Linked DNA regions of Homo sapiens: region 2 is linked to region 1. Evidence: chromatin loops called from intact Hi-C (ENCODE). Cell type or tissue: heart right ventricle. All regions are shown on one strand.

Region 1 (8,000 bases):
TTCGTTGTATAATAGAGAGGCCTTTCTCCTCCTGGTTCTAGGAGAGAATAATACTCCAAGACCATAGGACATCCATTACATGTAATAAGGTAACTTCTCTCCTGTGCTTCCAGAAAGAGTTTGTTATCTCCCATACTTGGGAGAACTAAGAAAACAGTCACTTGAAACATTATCCAGGCTTGCTTTAGAGGAGGAGAAAGGCTGATCTGGAGATCACTACTGTTAACCCTTCTAGTGTGTGTCTTTCTAGTTCTTTCATCCTCTCTCTCCCTGCTGTGTACACATGCACATACATATACACAGGAATATCTTTTCTTTCATTTATAAAAAAATGAAAAAATTCTCTGACAAGGTTGTACTGTACATACGAATTAACTTAGGCTTATTTTGATCTCATCTTTTTCTTTCATTTTCATGGATTTGTTTATGTTTTTACATCAAGTCTCGAGGAGAATGTCTCACACAGAACCTAGCTTAGACATGAAGCTTCTCTCCCCTTTCCCAGGCCTTGCTGCCACCTGCAATTTTCAGTTCCTTACTTTGTGCTCTTGTGAGTCGGCTCCATGAGTTGTGCTTGTTGTCTTCTGTCTTTGGCTTTCCTGTTGCCTGGTTTGCTTTCTCCGACTCTTGAGAAGTGAGCTGGACCTGACTACAGCATTCTTCTGTCCTCAAATAGCTGAGTATTTAATTGAAAGAACATACAAACCAGAGAAGAACTCATAGTGCGTTATTTGTGGATGGCTCCTGACAACTCAGCCCAGGTTCCCTCCAGGGCCTGAGTCACAAACTTTCCTCAGTATATCTTTATTTCAGCCACTCTGCATTGTTTGCAGTTCCTCAAACATGTACTGAACTTTCTTGTTTCTGCCCTCTTTTTCACTGTGTTCTCTCCTCTGTTTAGTGTCCTTCTGCCTGTTATTCGCAGCCCCTTTATTTTAAAAACCATCTATCCTTTAAGAGTCTTGTCGGATAATACCTCTTCTGGTATGTGTTTCTTGACTCTCTGGCCAAAAGTGATTCCTTCTTTCCTTCCATTCGTTCATCAGTTCAGCAAATACTTACTATAGACCTATTCTTGCCAGGCATTTAGACAAGACAATGTTTGTAAAACTTCTATTACTCTTACTTTATTGCCTTGTTTGTGAATAATATCCATCATATTTTTGTTACTGCCATTGAAGGCACAAACTATATCTGGACCCGCCTCGTAACTGACACCCTCACCCATAGAAGGTGTTTCATGTGTAATTACTGAATGAATGAAACTTTCTGATTATTTTAACATTTCTGTGTGCCAGCATAACTGATATTTTTATAAAATTATCTTTTATATTAGGTATGAAAAGTATTACTGACACTTCATGGCAATGGAGAAAACCTTTTAATAGATTTTATGGGTATATACTTAATTTAAATAGTCGTACATATCATGATAAGGATATATGTATATAATAATAATAATTATTTTTTGAGACAGGGTCTCGCTCTGTTGCCCAGGCTGGAGTGCAGTGGCACGATCTTGGCTCGCTGCAACCTCTGCCTCCCTGGTTCAAGCAATTCTCCTGCCTCAGCCTCCTGAGTAGCAGGGATTACAGATGCATGCCATCATGCCCGGCTAATTTTTGTATTTTTAGTAGAGGCCGGGTTTCACCCTGTTGGCTAGGCTGGTGTCGAACTCCTGACCTCAGGTGATCTGCCCCCCCCCCCCCCCCCCCCGGGCCTTCCAAAGTGCTGGGATTGCAGGCGTGAGCCACCGTGCCCAGCCATACCATGATAAAGATATTTTAAGCAGCTATTCTTAAGTCATAGGTTATCTGCTTCTCATTCTCAGTCATATTCTGCTGATGGAGTTTGACAGGTTCATAAGCTGGGTCTGGGCGGATTTTCTGACAGAATCAAAAAGAGGTGTTGTGAGCGCTTGAGACCTTCAGCTGAAGGCAATCACAAACATTTTCGGAGTATTAGCCCTGGATAACTTTGAACAAGCTGCTGTTCTCTGCCAAAAGAACACACAATTTTCTCTCTTTTCTCTTCCTAATTTTTGTATTTCTTCTATTAGATGAAATATTTCTTCTTTGTTTGTTTGTTTGTTTTTGAGACAGAGTCTTGGTCTGTTGCCCAGGCTGGAATGCAGTGGCGTGATCTCGGCTCACTGCAACCTCCGCCTCCCAGGTTCAAGCGATTCTCCTGCCTCAGCCTCCTGAGTAGCTGGGATTATAGGCGCGCGCCACCCCGCCCGGCTAATTTTCGTATTTTTAGTAGAGACGGGGTTTCACCATGTTGGTCAGGCTGGTCTTGAACTCCTGACCTCGTGATCTGTCTGCCTCGGCCTAACAAAGTGCTGTGATTACAGGCGTGAGCCACCGCGCCTGGCCCTCGATGAAATGTTTATTAACCCCACTCTATCCCATATCCTAGATATGCCAAGGAAATTACGGTTTAAAATACTCATTCTCAAAGCATGGTCCAGGGACTCCTGAGGGAGATTTTACAAAGTTAAGACTATTTTTGTAATAATACTGAGACATTATTTTCATCACTCTCATTCTCTTGCTAGTATCTAATTGAATCTTCTAGAAGCTACATGGCATGTGGTATAACAACAGATGTAGATATGAGAATCCAGCTGTCTTGTATTAGGCTAGACATTAAAGAGATTTGCAGAATGTAAAACAATTTTTTTGTTCTGAAAAATATGGTTATTTTTCATAAAAATGTTAAGATATAATAGGCTTATTATTTTTATTTTTTTAATTTTATTTTTATTTTTATTTATTTATTTATTTTTGAGACGGAGTTTCACTCTTTTTGCCCAGGCTGGAGTGCAATGGCGCAATCTCACCTCACTGCAACCTCCGCCTCCCGGGTTCAAGCGATTCTCCTGCCTCAGCCTCCCGAGTAGCTGGGATTACAGGCACCTGCAACCATGCCCGGCTAATTTTGTATTTTTAGTAGAGACGGGGTTTCTCCATGTTGGTCAGGCTGGTTTTGAACTCCCGACCTCAGGTGATCCACCCTCAGGTGATCGGCCTCCCAAAGTGCTGGGATTACAGGTGTGAGCCACCACACCCAGCTGGCTAATTATTTTTAAATGAATTAACAAAAAAATATGATTCAAGTTTCTGCCTGCCTGCCTGCCTTCCTCCCTCCCTCCCTCCCTCCCTTCTTCCCTCCCTCCCTTCCCTCCCTTCCCTCTGTTCCTTCCATTCCTTCCCTCCCTGCCTCCCTCCCTCCCTTCCCTTCCTCCCTTCCTTCCTTCCCTCCGTCAGTGTCACCCAGACTAGTGTGCAGTGGCACAAACACAGCTTACTGCAGCCTCCACTTCCTGGGCTCAAGTGATCCTTCCACCCCAGTTTCCTGTGTAGCTGGGACTACAGTCACGCGCCACCTGATTTTTTTTTTCTTTTTGTCTTTTTTCTAGAGACAAGGTCTCACTTGTTGCCCAGGCTGGTCTTGAACTCCTGTACTCAAGTGATCCTCCTGCCTCAGCCTCCCAAAGTGCTGACATTACAGGCATGAGCCACTGTGCCCAGCTGTGTTTTTATTTTCATTTTTTTTGAGACGGAGTCACGCTCTGTCGCCCAGGTCAGAGTACAGTGGCATGATCTCGGCTCACTGCAACCTCTGCCTCCTGGGTTCAAACGATTCTCCTACCTCAGCCTCCCGAGTAGCTGGGACTACAGGTGTGCACCACCACGCCTGGCTGATTTTTGTATTTTTAGTAGAGACCAGGTTGGTCTCGAACCCCTGACCTTGTGATCCACCCGCCTTGGCCTCCCAGAGTGCTGGGATTACAGGCATGAGCCACCGTGCCCGGCCCCAGCTGTGTTTTAATTTCCAGTGTGGCTAATATCAATAAATATTAAAAGCTCTTTAGAATCCAGATTTCTGAGACCCAAAAGATTGACAGCCACTGGTTTATAAGATTTAAAATATTTAAGATAACAGAGAACACACTTTCTAAGAGATTAAAAGGTAAAGTCCTTTTCATGTAGTCCAGGTATCTTCAAACTGGAATACTTAATCATACTTAATCATAATGGATTAAGCTGGTTTTCAGTTGTTGGACATTTAGGTTGAGTACAGTATTTTAGTCTTTAAAAGTAATATTGTGATATTCTTCTGTATTAATATTTTTCTAACATCCTTAATTAATTGTTTACAATGAATTTCTAAAAATAGAACTGCTGGGTCTAAAGGTATGCAGAAGGAACTGGCATGACCTGTTACACTCTCATGTTTTTTTCTATTAATCAGCAGGAAATTTATTATGTTCCTTTTTAGACAGTCTCCGCCTCCAAGTTTGAGCCCCAGGAGGCTTTCCCAGTCCCAGAGTCATCCCATCTGCCTCCAAATGCCAGAAAAAGAACCAACTACACTATTGCTCTTCCTTCCCATCATCATTTTTTCTCAGCATTTAAGACCAGCCCTGCACTGTTTGGCAATAGTTGCTTGAACTGCCACTAGGATCCTGTTTCTGGTCAGACCATGGCCCAGGTCACAGCAGTCACCGCAGTTGAAGGTCAAGATTGCAGTTTTTTAAAAGTTCATTTTCTTTTACTGAAGGATTTAGTGTACCAGGGAGGCTGAGGTCAGAGACACTTCCAGCATCCACCTTAGGCTGTGCCAGAATCTGTCCTACCTGATAAACGCAGAAGCTTTTTGTGTGACCTTAGATCACCAGTTTCAGTTATTCCTTCTTCAAGGCCATTTTATTTCAGGAATGTCTCTGCCTCTTCTTGCCAGTGGGACTTGGCTTGAGCTATGAGTGTCTTCTGTGACAGAACTCTTTAATTTTGAATCTCAGGAATTAAAGATTGGGGTAATGTTTCTTCCTTTTCAGGAAGATTTAGCGTCCTGGAAAATTGGTCCTCCTGCCTTCAGCAACTAATTCTGCATATCAAGAGATTGAGGCACTTTTTCCTAAGCCATTCAACTTTCCCCTCCCAGTGTCCCCTCCTCCCCTGAGTCCTAAGGACAGTGGCACCTACCCACTGGTCAACTAAAGGAACATTCAAGCCGCTTTTCTCTCAGCAAAAGGATCCACACCAGTGATCTAAGGTCTCTACCCATAAACATAAGAAAGGCCAAAATAATTTTTAAGTGTTCTCCTTCAAAGAACATCTCATCTAATCTCTGCCTTAATAGATACCTGTTACACAGTTAAGCTTATGGTATATATAGCTAATTGCTCTCCAGAGAGGTTATGCCAGTTTAGACTTCTACCAGCAAAAAATAGATTGCTAGGAAAATATATTTAAAACCTAAACAGTGCTCTTAAATGTCATTAATTAGAATTGTTTTAATATTAAAAGAAATATTAAAAGAATATTAAAAGAAATTCAAACTTTTCCCCTAATATTTCTTATTTTTTTGCCAAATACTAAATTTATTTGGCCATGATTGTGATCTGTAGCATCTTGAATAATGTCTTTTATAACAGAGCAGGTGTACATGGAAGACCAAGATAGTAAGAAGGGAATACATGGCTGAAATCATTAACAGCGGCTTGAGGCTAATATGGTAATATTGTGTTTTCAGAATAACTTTTGGTGAAGGCAGGAGAGGGTTCTTATTTACTGAAGGTCTCCTAAGTACAAGGTGCTTTATAGATGATACCTAATTTAATTCTCAACAACAAACCTATGTTGTTACTATTCCCATTTTAGATGATATTGTTATTCCATTTTATAAATAAATAGATTAAGATGCAGAGAGGTAGTAAATTTTCTAAAGTCACAGAGCAAGTAAAGGTTGATGTTCCCTAAGAAAGCGCCACCTAGCACTAAGTACACAGTTCTTAGAGTAAGGACTTTGAGAATTAGCCTTTCTTTCTCACCTTCTCCAAAGTCAGAATGATCTCCGGGAGGCCCTCACGGCTCATAGGTGCAGCTTTGCACAGGGTCTGTGAGGCGTTAGGGCCAACTACAAAATCTCCAAGACTTCCCTCACTTTTGACACCAACTGCAAATTGAGTGGGGGAGTTCCCCAACCACCTTCATGGACTAAAATTCACTAGAAGGACTCAACAGAACTCACTAAACATTACTTACATTCATGGTTATTGCCGGGAAAGGATACATATTAAAATCAGCCAGGGGAAGACAGGCACAGGACAGCGTCCAGGAGAAATGCAAAACACAGAGTTTCCATTGTCCTCTCTCCTTGGAGTCAGGACACATGCCCACCCTCCCTCCCTCCCTTCCTTCTCTCCTCCTGTCCTTCCTTCCTTACTTCCTCCCTTCCCTCCCTTTCCTTCCTTCCTTGGTGCCCAGGCTGATCTTGAACTCCTGGGCTCAAGCAGTCCTCCTGCCTCAGCCTCCAGAGTAGCTGGGATTACAGTTATGTCGCTGGCTTCTTCTTGCATTTATGTGTGATGATCCACGTGGGATATTTCCAACCAGAGAAGCTCTCCCGGCCTCGGTGTTCAGAGCTTTCATTGGGGCTTTATTGCATAAGCATGGTTGATTGACTGTCCATGTGGTTCCTTAACTGATACCAGTGACCCAAAGCCCCAAGTTACTCTCTGGCTGGCCCCAGGCAAACAAAAATTATCTTTGAAGGCAAGGTCTAGACCTCTTCTGAGACAAGATTAAATTATTTACTAGATAGGGTCCCAGTCTCATTGAGTGCTCCCTCCCTTCCTAGCCCCTCACAGTGGATCAGGAGGTACCTGGTCACCACCTCTTATGGTTTGGAGCCCCACAAGGAAGTGGAGACACACATAGAATATGGGTGTCCTGTTATAAACTGGAAACTCGCTCCACGTCATACTCCTTAGGATTGAATTATAATAACAGCAGAATATCAAGGAAATAATAACATGACTTGAATGCTTACAGGCAAATTTTTTCTAGTATTAAAAATACAATTGAGTTAATTATGGTTTACTTATTAAGACAAACTTCAATATAATTAACTGCCCCCCCCCCCAACACACACACCCTAGCAGAGGCATTGTGGTCACTTGCAAATAATCACAGAGAAGTAAAAAATTTGAGTCATATGACCTGCCTGTTCCCGGCTGTGGCCAAGCAAGGCAGTTCTCCGCCTTGTTTCAGCTCTCACGCTGTAAACAAGTCCTCTTTTCATGGTCTTTTCAGGGCCACACTTTTTTACATTTTTGTGGGATTTTATTGTTGTTGTTCTTAGTGATTTTGCCATTTAAAATGGTCCCCAAGCCTCGTGCTAAAGTGCTGTCTAGACAGTGTTCCTAAGAGCAAGAAGGCTGTGATACATCTTTTGGAGAGTATGCATGTGTTAGATAAGCTTCATACAGGCATGAGTTCCAGTGTTGTTGCTGTGAGTTCAGTGTTAATGAATCAACGGTATATACGAAATAAGGTGTCTTTAAAGAGATACACATATAACACAAGGTTATGTATTTAATGGTTGATGAAAATGTTGTGACCAGAGGCACACAGGAACCTAACCCTGTGTTGCCCCCAGGAGCAGTGGTTCAGTATTTGCTGCTAAATTCAGTGTTCGAGGTAACTTCATAGCATATAATTACTGTGAATAATAAGAAATGACTCTATTTGCTGCATTATTTCATTCATTATTCATTTATTCATGTAATCTGTTATTCATTCTTTTTTTTTTTTTTTTGAGATGGAGTCTTGCTCTGTCACCCAGGCTGGAGAGCAGTGGTGTGATCTCAGCTCACTGCAGCCTCTGCCCACTGGGTTCAAGCAGTTCTCCCTGCCTCAGCCTCCTGAGTAGCTGGGGTACAGGTACCTGCCACCACGCCCAGCTAATGATTGTATTTTTAGTAGAGATGGGGTTTCATCATGTTGGCCAAGGCTGGTCTCGAGTTCCTCACCTCAGGTGACCCGCCCCTCTTGGCCTCCCAAAGTTCTGGGATTACAGGTGTGAGCCACCACGCCCGGCCTGTTATTCATTCTTTGAGCAGACATATTTGTGTGTGTGTTTTGTTTTTTCATTTTACCATCATATATTCCTTCTCTGATGCTCTTTCTTTATGTAGATTTGAGTTTCTG
Region 2 (8,000 bases), 85 kb after region 1:
AGCTCTTGTTGCCTTGTTGCCTTTTGACATCTGCTTTCATTAAAGTCAGTGCATTTTCTTGCCTGTGTCTTCCTGCAAGGACACTGATGTTAATCATGCCAAATTGGATCCATTTCTGAGGTCTGCTGCAGGAAGCAAAATACTGAAATTATCATAAAAGTAAACCATTATTCTTCAGTTGTTAGAGCACATCATCAGAACATAAAATTGAAAACAGAATTTCTATAGTCCAATAGCTTATGACTTTTGTGCCGTATGTATTTCAAACATTTCTTGCACAGACCTAACCAGCAGACAGAATAATGACTCTTTAAAAACGAAAGAATAAGTCCTTGGCCTGTGGCCAGAAGTAGCGAAAGTGTGTTTCTGTGCCATCCTGCCCTGCATGGCTCAGGTTTCTGGAGTCAGCTCTACTTTAAGTGATTGCTGGCATCATATTCTGGTTAGCCCTAAATGGAGCTTTCCTATTAAAATACATGACTGCTGAGGTCTAAAGTACATTGAATATTCTTATTGATCAACTTGAAGAAAAAATGTTAGTATAGAAATGTCATCTATTATGGAGTTGGCCAATTGAATATTGACTATGTTTTAATGTGGTGTGAGGTTTATTTTCTCCCATTTTTTCCACAGGTATAATAAAGTGGTTTAAAAAGATAAATAAAAAAAATTATTTCTATGGTAGGCATGCTTTTGACTAGTTGTCCCTAATTATTGCAAGCTCATTCTTTGTGTTCAAAGGTTTAATTTTATATATTCCAGACGATTCAGAGAGATTAGCCACAGCTTATTTAAACAAAGAAGACACACACAAAACAAAGCGATAGTTTTTTTTTGTTTTTGTTTTTTTTTCAGAAAGAATTCAGTTGCTTACTTTTCTTAAAAACATCTTTCCCATTTCATTGAGGCAGATTTGGAAGTCAAACCAGAAACTTCAGGCTCTACTACGATGGCAAGCACTTTGTTGGGGAGAAACGCTTTGAGTCCATCCACGATCTGGTGACTGATGGCTTGATTACTCTCTATATTGAAACCAAGGCAGCAGAATACATTGCCAAGATGACGATAAACCCAATTTATGAGCACGTAGGATACACAACCTTAAACAGAGAGCCAGCATACAAAAAACATATGCCAGTCCTGAAAGAGACACATGATGAGAGAGATTCTACAGGCCAGGATGGGGTGTCAGAGAAAAGGGTAAGCTACTATGAAACCACACTTTATCTTTTTCTGTTTGGGGTTCTTTTAAGAAAGCCATTATTGCCAGAAGAGATTGATTTATCCACAGTGCTTTGGAAAGTATATTCATTTTTCTTAATGTCTAGTTTCTGTGATGCTGAGCTTTGCATATAACTAATTCTTGTTCTATTAAAATATGTTAGGTAAATTTTTATATTCCTGGTTGTTTTCTGTTTTATCAGTTTCACAATTTTAAAACTATGTTGGAAAAATGGCCCCTAATAAAAAATAGTTCAGGGGATTGGTCAGAAGCATAACTCCTGGTCAAGAAAAGATAGCTACTATTACGTAAGTAATTGAGGGGGTTGCATTATCTCTCAAAATTACTTTTTTGTTTTCCTTAAAGATAATTTACTTTATAAATAGTTGTGTTCTTAGCAAGATTTTATGTGTGTGTGTATATTATGTGTGTGTGTATGTATACACACACATTTTGGGAGTCAGTCATTCTTGAATAGGAGGAGGATTTATCTCTTTATAATCTGTTAAGAAGTAATTGAATGAGTAAGATTCACTTTTACTTTTCCTTAATTATAAAAGACAATTAATTCTAAAAGACAATTTAAGTTTTTTAGCTGTCATATTTTAGTTGTGATATATTTCAGGTTAACATAAAAGTTTTAATTTCTTGGCATTAAGATTATTTTACTTTTGAAAATTGCCACCAGCCTCCTCCTCACCCCCAAGAAAAAAGTAAGAGATTTTCCTGATGTTTTATAGTGTGTGACATTTAGTTGGGGGCATTTTAGGTATTGTAATTGGAACTGTGTCAATTCATTTTTATGTTTTTAAGAATCTTCAATTGCTAAACCAAAGAAATGCAATAGGTCTTGAGCTCGGATTCTATGCAAGATTTGTGTGCAAGTTGTAATACCTAATTTGTCTGTGCTTTTGATTGTCTTATTTGTAAAATTGTAATAATGGTCAAATTGCTGTGAGGAGTGAGTGAGATAGCAAGCGTAAAATGCTCCATCAGCACTTGGCACATGTAGACACTCAATGTAGTTTGGTGGTAATGTTATTATATAGCAGCCATCTGACCTCAAGGCAGCATCCTCAAATAACTTCCCATTACCTTAGAGTATTTGGGTACAGAATGGAAATAAGAAAGTTTGTGTCCAGCTCAAATTTTAGTTTTTGGCAGATCTTACATTGGCATTTTGTTGCTACGGAGAAAACAACATTTAAAAGGATAAGCTGTAGAAAATGTATAAAAATTGTTTTTTTATATATTCATATTGTTAGGAACCACAAATCTTGTTTGGAAGTAGCCAGAACTTAAAATCCTTAATACCTGCTGTATTTAATATTCTTTTCATGGTCTAGTTCCCATTTTCTGACTATTGGTTGATTTTCCATTTATGGCATTTTTTAGTAATGCTTGTATTTGAATAATACTGACATTATATTCTTTGCAGATTTGCTAGAACATTCTAAGTCAGCATTTGTGAAATGTTTAAAAATGTGTACATGTGAGTCTTTCAAAATTGATCAGCCTAGTGAAAACCTTTGTTAATGCATTCTGAACGTGCTTTCCAACACCAAGGGACTTTAGCTAAAGACACTTAGCTGTTTAACATTAGGCAAGTCATTTGACTTCACCAGGCCTTGGTTGTCCCCCAGTCAAAGTGGAACTGATATTCACAGAGATAGTAAGCTGAGGTAGATACCTAGAACACCCTTGTAGCTCCAGGAGTCATGATTCCCTGTGTATTCTAGCAACTTTCTGTACTGAATTCCCTGGTCTTGTTTTGTGCTGGTGGACAGCGATAGCTACTGAGAGTGAAATTGCTGGCACTGGGAAGTATCTCTCTGCGGCAGTACATAATTAAGAATCATTTTTAAAATTACTCTTTGCTTTAAACCGCATGCATCTTAAATCTAGCTGGCTTAAAATCTACTCACTCAAAAATAGATTTATTTTATTTACAGGTGTCATCCAACAGGACAGGGTTGATGACCTGTTCAACAGCTTGAAACGTTGATTCCCTGTCACAATGGATGACATTTGTAAGTAAAGACAATCATGTTTAATTGATTTAAGGTATCTATTGACACTAGTATGGTTTAATAAATATTTAATGGGCCCTTAATAGCTAAAACCCCTCTTGTCTGTGAATTCTTTACCTCAGAGGCCAAAAGTGTTGGCTTTGCAGGAATTAGCATGCTGTTGTGGAAAGATACTAGTGTTGGAATTAAGAGCTATGTTCTAGTTCTACAAGAATGAATTTTATATGTCACTTTGGGCAAACTGCTTTACTTTTCTGAAACTGTATTTCCCTAGCTTTCTGGGAAGGCTTTGGACTAGGTGGTCTCCAAGATGTGGTTCTTCTAGTCTGTGATCCTTTAAGGAGTGTAGGTATTGTAGAAGAAGGACAACAATAGTACCAAAAGGAATACCTGATATGGTCCTGAGAAGTGAGGTCTGCTTTTAGTTTATTCACCAACTAATTGTATGACCTTGGGACAGTCATCTCACCTGTCTGGACTTCAGTTTCTTCATATGAGATAAGGCATTTTCTACAAAACAATAATTATACAGGATTTTAATAAATACTGCAGAAAGGGTTCTATGCTCAAATAGGTTTGATGAAAATTTAAGTTTTTTTAAAAGTTTGATCCTGGCCGGGCATGGTGGCTCACGCCTGTAATCCCAGCACATTGGGAGGCCAAGGTGGGGCGGATCACCTGAGGTCAGGCATTCAAGACCTGCCTGGCCAACATGGTGAAACCTCGTCTCTACTAAAAATACAAAAATTAGCCGGGCGTGGTGGCACTTGCTTGAAATCCCAGCTACTAGGAAGGCTGAGGCAGGAGAATCACCTGAACCCAGGAGGCGGAGGTTGCAATGAGCAGAAGTCGTGCCACTGCACACCAGCCTGGGCAACAAGAGTGAAACTTCGTCTCAAAAAAAAAAAAAAAAAAGAATAAATAAAAAATAAATAAAAGTCTGATCCTTTCTATAGGCCTTCTCTGCGTTATTCATGACTTAATATGATTATGACTCTATAAGAGTGCTCTCATACTTATTTGATCACCCTGCCATTATTAAGAACATTTTTGAAAAATAATGTTTCATGAAACCCACTTCGGGAAATTTTGAACCAGATAATTTCCTAAGGTCTTTCTTTGTTTTAAAATAGAAAGATGAGAATTCCAAGTGTTTTTATTTTTTTGTTGCAGTCCTAAAGGTGTAAGTTGTGCATCTGAGCTTTCGGGAAAGGCTTGGCAGGATGGTTTCATGGCCATGAAGGTTTTTACCATGAGGAGTGAATCCTGAAGATTCTTACTTGTCCCTAGGATCTGGTGTGAAAAATATTTTTTTTCCAAGTGATAGCTATGTCATTTTTCTCATTAACTATTTCAGTTGCTTCCTCAGCCTGAAATATCAATTGGAAAACACTGAAATAGATAAAAATATTTAATCATGAAATTGCAGCATCTTGAGAAGCCAGACTTTCTTCCCTTCTAAAATGGCTTAAGTTAGCAGTCCAGACTGGCCAAGAGCCCAACTTTTATTAGTTACTTCTTTCTATTTATCTTGGAACTGTATTTGAATAGTTTGGTATTCCAAGTAGTGAATACAATATGTTTATGTCAACAGATACTGGACCAATGGCTGAATGCAATAGTTTTAATGATAATTTTACACTTAATAATATAATTTCAATTTCCCCAAACCATACTTTCGAAATGTCTCACATAATTGTTAATAATATAAGCTATCAAACAAATGATATAATTTGCATTTCTGAAGCCATACTGTGAGCCAGATCTCTGAATCTAGGCAGGATGTCTTTACTTTGGGATTTTGTTATCTAAGATCTAAATCTGTCCCACATGTAAGGATGCCTGAGACATCAAGGGTGTACAAAATGAATTTTTTTATTTTATGGAACTTTGACACACTAAATAACCTATGTGTGTCTGTGTGTGTATTTTTTTTCTTCCCCTCTAAGCTTGGAATGAATGCAGTGCTTGGCACATTGTCATATTAATTTATTTTTAAGGAATTTCTTTAACATTTAAGTTCCATTTTTGAAGAATTCTTTTGGGATCTCCAGACTGTGTGTTGTATTGAAAAGCCTTGTGAAATTTTAAGTTGAAATGTAATTGGGTCCTTGCCCAAAACTGCCATAACTACTTGAATTCTTTGGATACCTCCACAGAATGATAGGAGTCTTTGTTCCCTGGAATAGCAAAAGGGGCATGGTCAGTCTGCTTTGTTAATTGGCTTAGTCTCTCACAAGGCAAGTCTTCTAAATGTTTTTACTTTGCTTCAAATATAGGCCATTACCTGTATCCATGTAATCTCAGTGTAGAAATCAGCAGTAAGGTGATACTTAATCACGAATAAAGGTAACAGTACCAGAGGAGTGCATGGCACAAAGAAGTTTGCAGAAAACTGTTGATTTCTTAATTTTGTGCCTTCCCAGTCTTTTGGGCCTTTTTTGTCATTCCTTGTTCATGCTCAAGCTATGCTTCTGTTTTTGTTCTTCTCCCTCTTAACCCTGCCTTTTAAAATCCACTTCTCGCTCTCCCCCAAGTTTACATGCCTAAGTCTCCAATGTGGCTTGTTCAAGGTTAAGATCAGTTGTTCTGGGATGAACAGGCTCTTAGAGATTGCCAGTTATGCCCAGGGTTACTGATTTGCATTAAAAAGCCAGTTTAGTAATTTATGAGGAAGACTACAATTTCTGCACAGAACTTCTCATAGTGTGTTTATCCTGTATAAACAGCCTCCTTAAGAAATCAAGTAAAGTCAAAAAAAAAAAAAGTATATATTAGTCTGTGTGGTCTTGAACAAGTCCTTAACCTCCTTAAGTCTCAAGTTGCCCCAGTCTCTAAAATGGGGATTATGGATACCATTACTCTGGTGAACAGGAGTATTGCAAAGATTTTGTAATGTGGCCTTCCTAGTAAATGTGAAGCATTGCATGAAGAATTATTGCTTTCTGGGATCAGAGTAGTCCCCAACCAGGTGCCCATTCCTGGGTCTTAGTACTGTCCCCCTAGCTTTTGCTAGGAATAGCATGTTCAGATTTCTCTTTAAGATCCATCTTTTGAGTGCTTGAACTGCTCTTTAAGTTCACAAGATTGTTATCTTGTGTTAGGAGCAAAGGGCTCCTAATTGCTTTATGAAGAAAGCAGTTTCTCTTTTAATAATATGGTGATAGCTCTATCTCTAATCAGGAAACGTATGCCTTTGTCCAATAATTCTCTAATGACTTTTAAGGCCAAAATATATTATTTTCCTGTGGTATTTGCATTTTAGTATCGAACAGTATTTTAACTCTCCTTTGCCTGAATGTAAGACAAGTCAAGCTTTCTGCTTCTATGCCTCTCAGTGAACTTTTATTAAACCTGCACTCCATCTTGAGCCCATTAAGATCTTTCAGATTTTCTGTAAGTCTGTTTAATATCTTTACATTTCATTTTCTAAATAGTCTTTCATGAGCCATCTACACAATTTCTTCTTGATATTCAGAAGTTATGTTGGATCCTTTTTTGTTTGAGGTGGGGTCTCACTTCATCACCCAGACAGGAGTGCATTGATGCAAACATGGCTCACTGCAGCCTTGACCTCCTGGGCTCAAGCGATCCTCCTGCCTTAGCCTCCCAAATAGCTGGGACTACAAGCTGTGCATTACCATACCTGGCTAATTTTTGTATTTTTTTGTAGAGATGAGGTTTCTCCATGTTGCCCAAGCTGGTCTCAAACTCTTGAGCTCAAGTGATCTACCCACCTCCGCCTCCTGAAGTGCTGGGATTACAGACGTGAGCCACAGTGCCTGGCCTTATGTTGGAATTTAAACAAGTTAAGAGCAAGGCAGGAATATTATCTCCATTTCTTCTTCAGTCTCCTGAACTAACTTATCTCCTATCAAAATTAATTGCACTTAATTCAGCATTTATTGTATGCCTCCCATTTGCAAGGAAACAGGCTAGGGTCTGGAGGAAATAAAAGATGTTGAAGATTTAAGCCCTGTCTCAAAGAACTTACATTTTAATGTTTCATTATTTCTCCCTATTTAATAACACTTAGGCATCTTGAAAGCAGGAGACAAGCTTCCTTTATCATCTGTATATTATCACAGGCATTAAATAAATACTAAGTTGGACTCACTTTGATTTGAGTTTGCCTTTATCATAGCCCAGCAGACCACAGAAAACACCTTTGTAGATGAGAAAACTGATTTTTCAGAATCACGAATAAGAAATTAATATGAGATTCTGGCATTCCACCGCAGTTTCAAGGCTTTTTTCCCCCAGTATTGTTTCATTTGTGACTCGACACCTTGAGTTTTATATGAACAGTTGTTGACTGACTACATAAATGACTTTTTAAAAATGAGTTCAGCCAAATCCAAGGTCCTAATGGAAATCACTCCTGAGACTGAGAAAGAAAAACAGTCATTCAGTTTGATTTGCTACTACGTATTTTTCCCTTAAAGAATTCAGAATCCTTAGAATATCCTTGGGAGGTGGAGAGGGTCATTCTTCATTCTATGGTTAAAGCATCAGAGGTAGAAAACAATTGTCTTTTGTGACATGAAATAGTTCGTGAGGGTGGTGGCTAGATGCTCCTCTTTAGGGCTATGTTCAAAGCAGCCAAGATGGTAAGTGACCAAGCTCATGGCCATCAATTTTGTGTTGGGACCATCTACACCTTACCAGAGAATCCCATGCTGTAATGATTAAAGAAAACTCAAATGGGGCCCAGGAAATTATTTGTGTGAATCTCATCCATCCTTCCA

What was found. A loop is a pair of places that touch in the nucleus more often than their neighbours do. Peaks named below come from ENCODE experiments on the same cell type or tissue, not always from the same donor. Only the 100,000 strongest peaks of a DNase experiment are listed, where the experiment ranks them.
Region 2: it touches region 1 in a loop (1.9-fold over the local background); 2 of 110 quality-filtered maps call a loop at or near these places.

The regions. Positions count from the first base shown.
Region 1 is chr2:174,956,380-174,964,379 of GRCh38, reverse strand. All of the region lies in intron 1 of CHN1 (chimerin 1), which reads left to right. Among named protein-coding and RNA genes, the nearest start is that of CHN1, 45 kb to the left of the region's middle. RefSeq lists an enhancer at 1-326. In heart right ventricle, no CTCF peak of the experiment used is centred here; a DNase peak (open chromatin) is centred at 4,343; H3K27ac peaks cover 1,102 bases.
Region 2 is chr2:174,871,040-174,879,039 of GRCh38, reverse strand. CHN1 (chimerin 1) reads left to right here. Exons shown (of 13, transcript NM_001822.7): 6 at 912-1,200. Among named protein-coding and RNA genes, the nearest start is that of CHRNA1, 110 kb to the right of the region's middle. RefSeq lists a silencer at 185-479. In heart right ventricle, no CTCF peak of the experiment used is centred here; no DNase peak of the experiment used is centred here; H3K4me3 peaks cover 474 bases.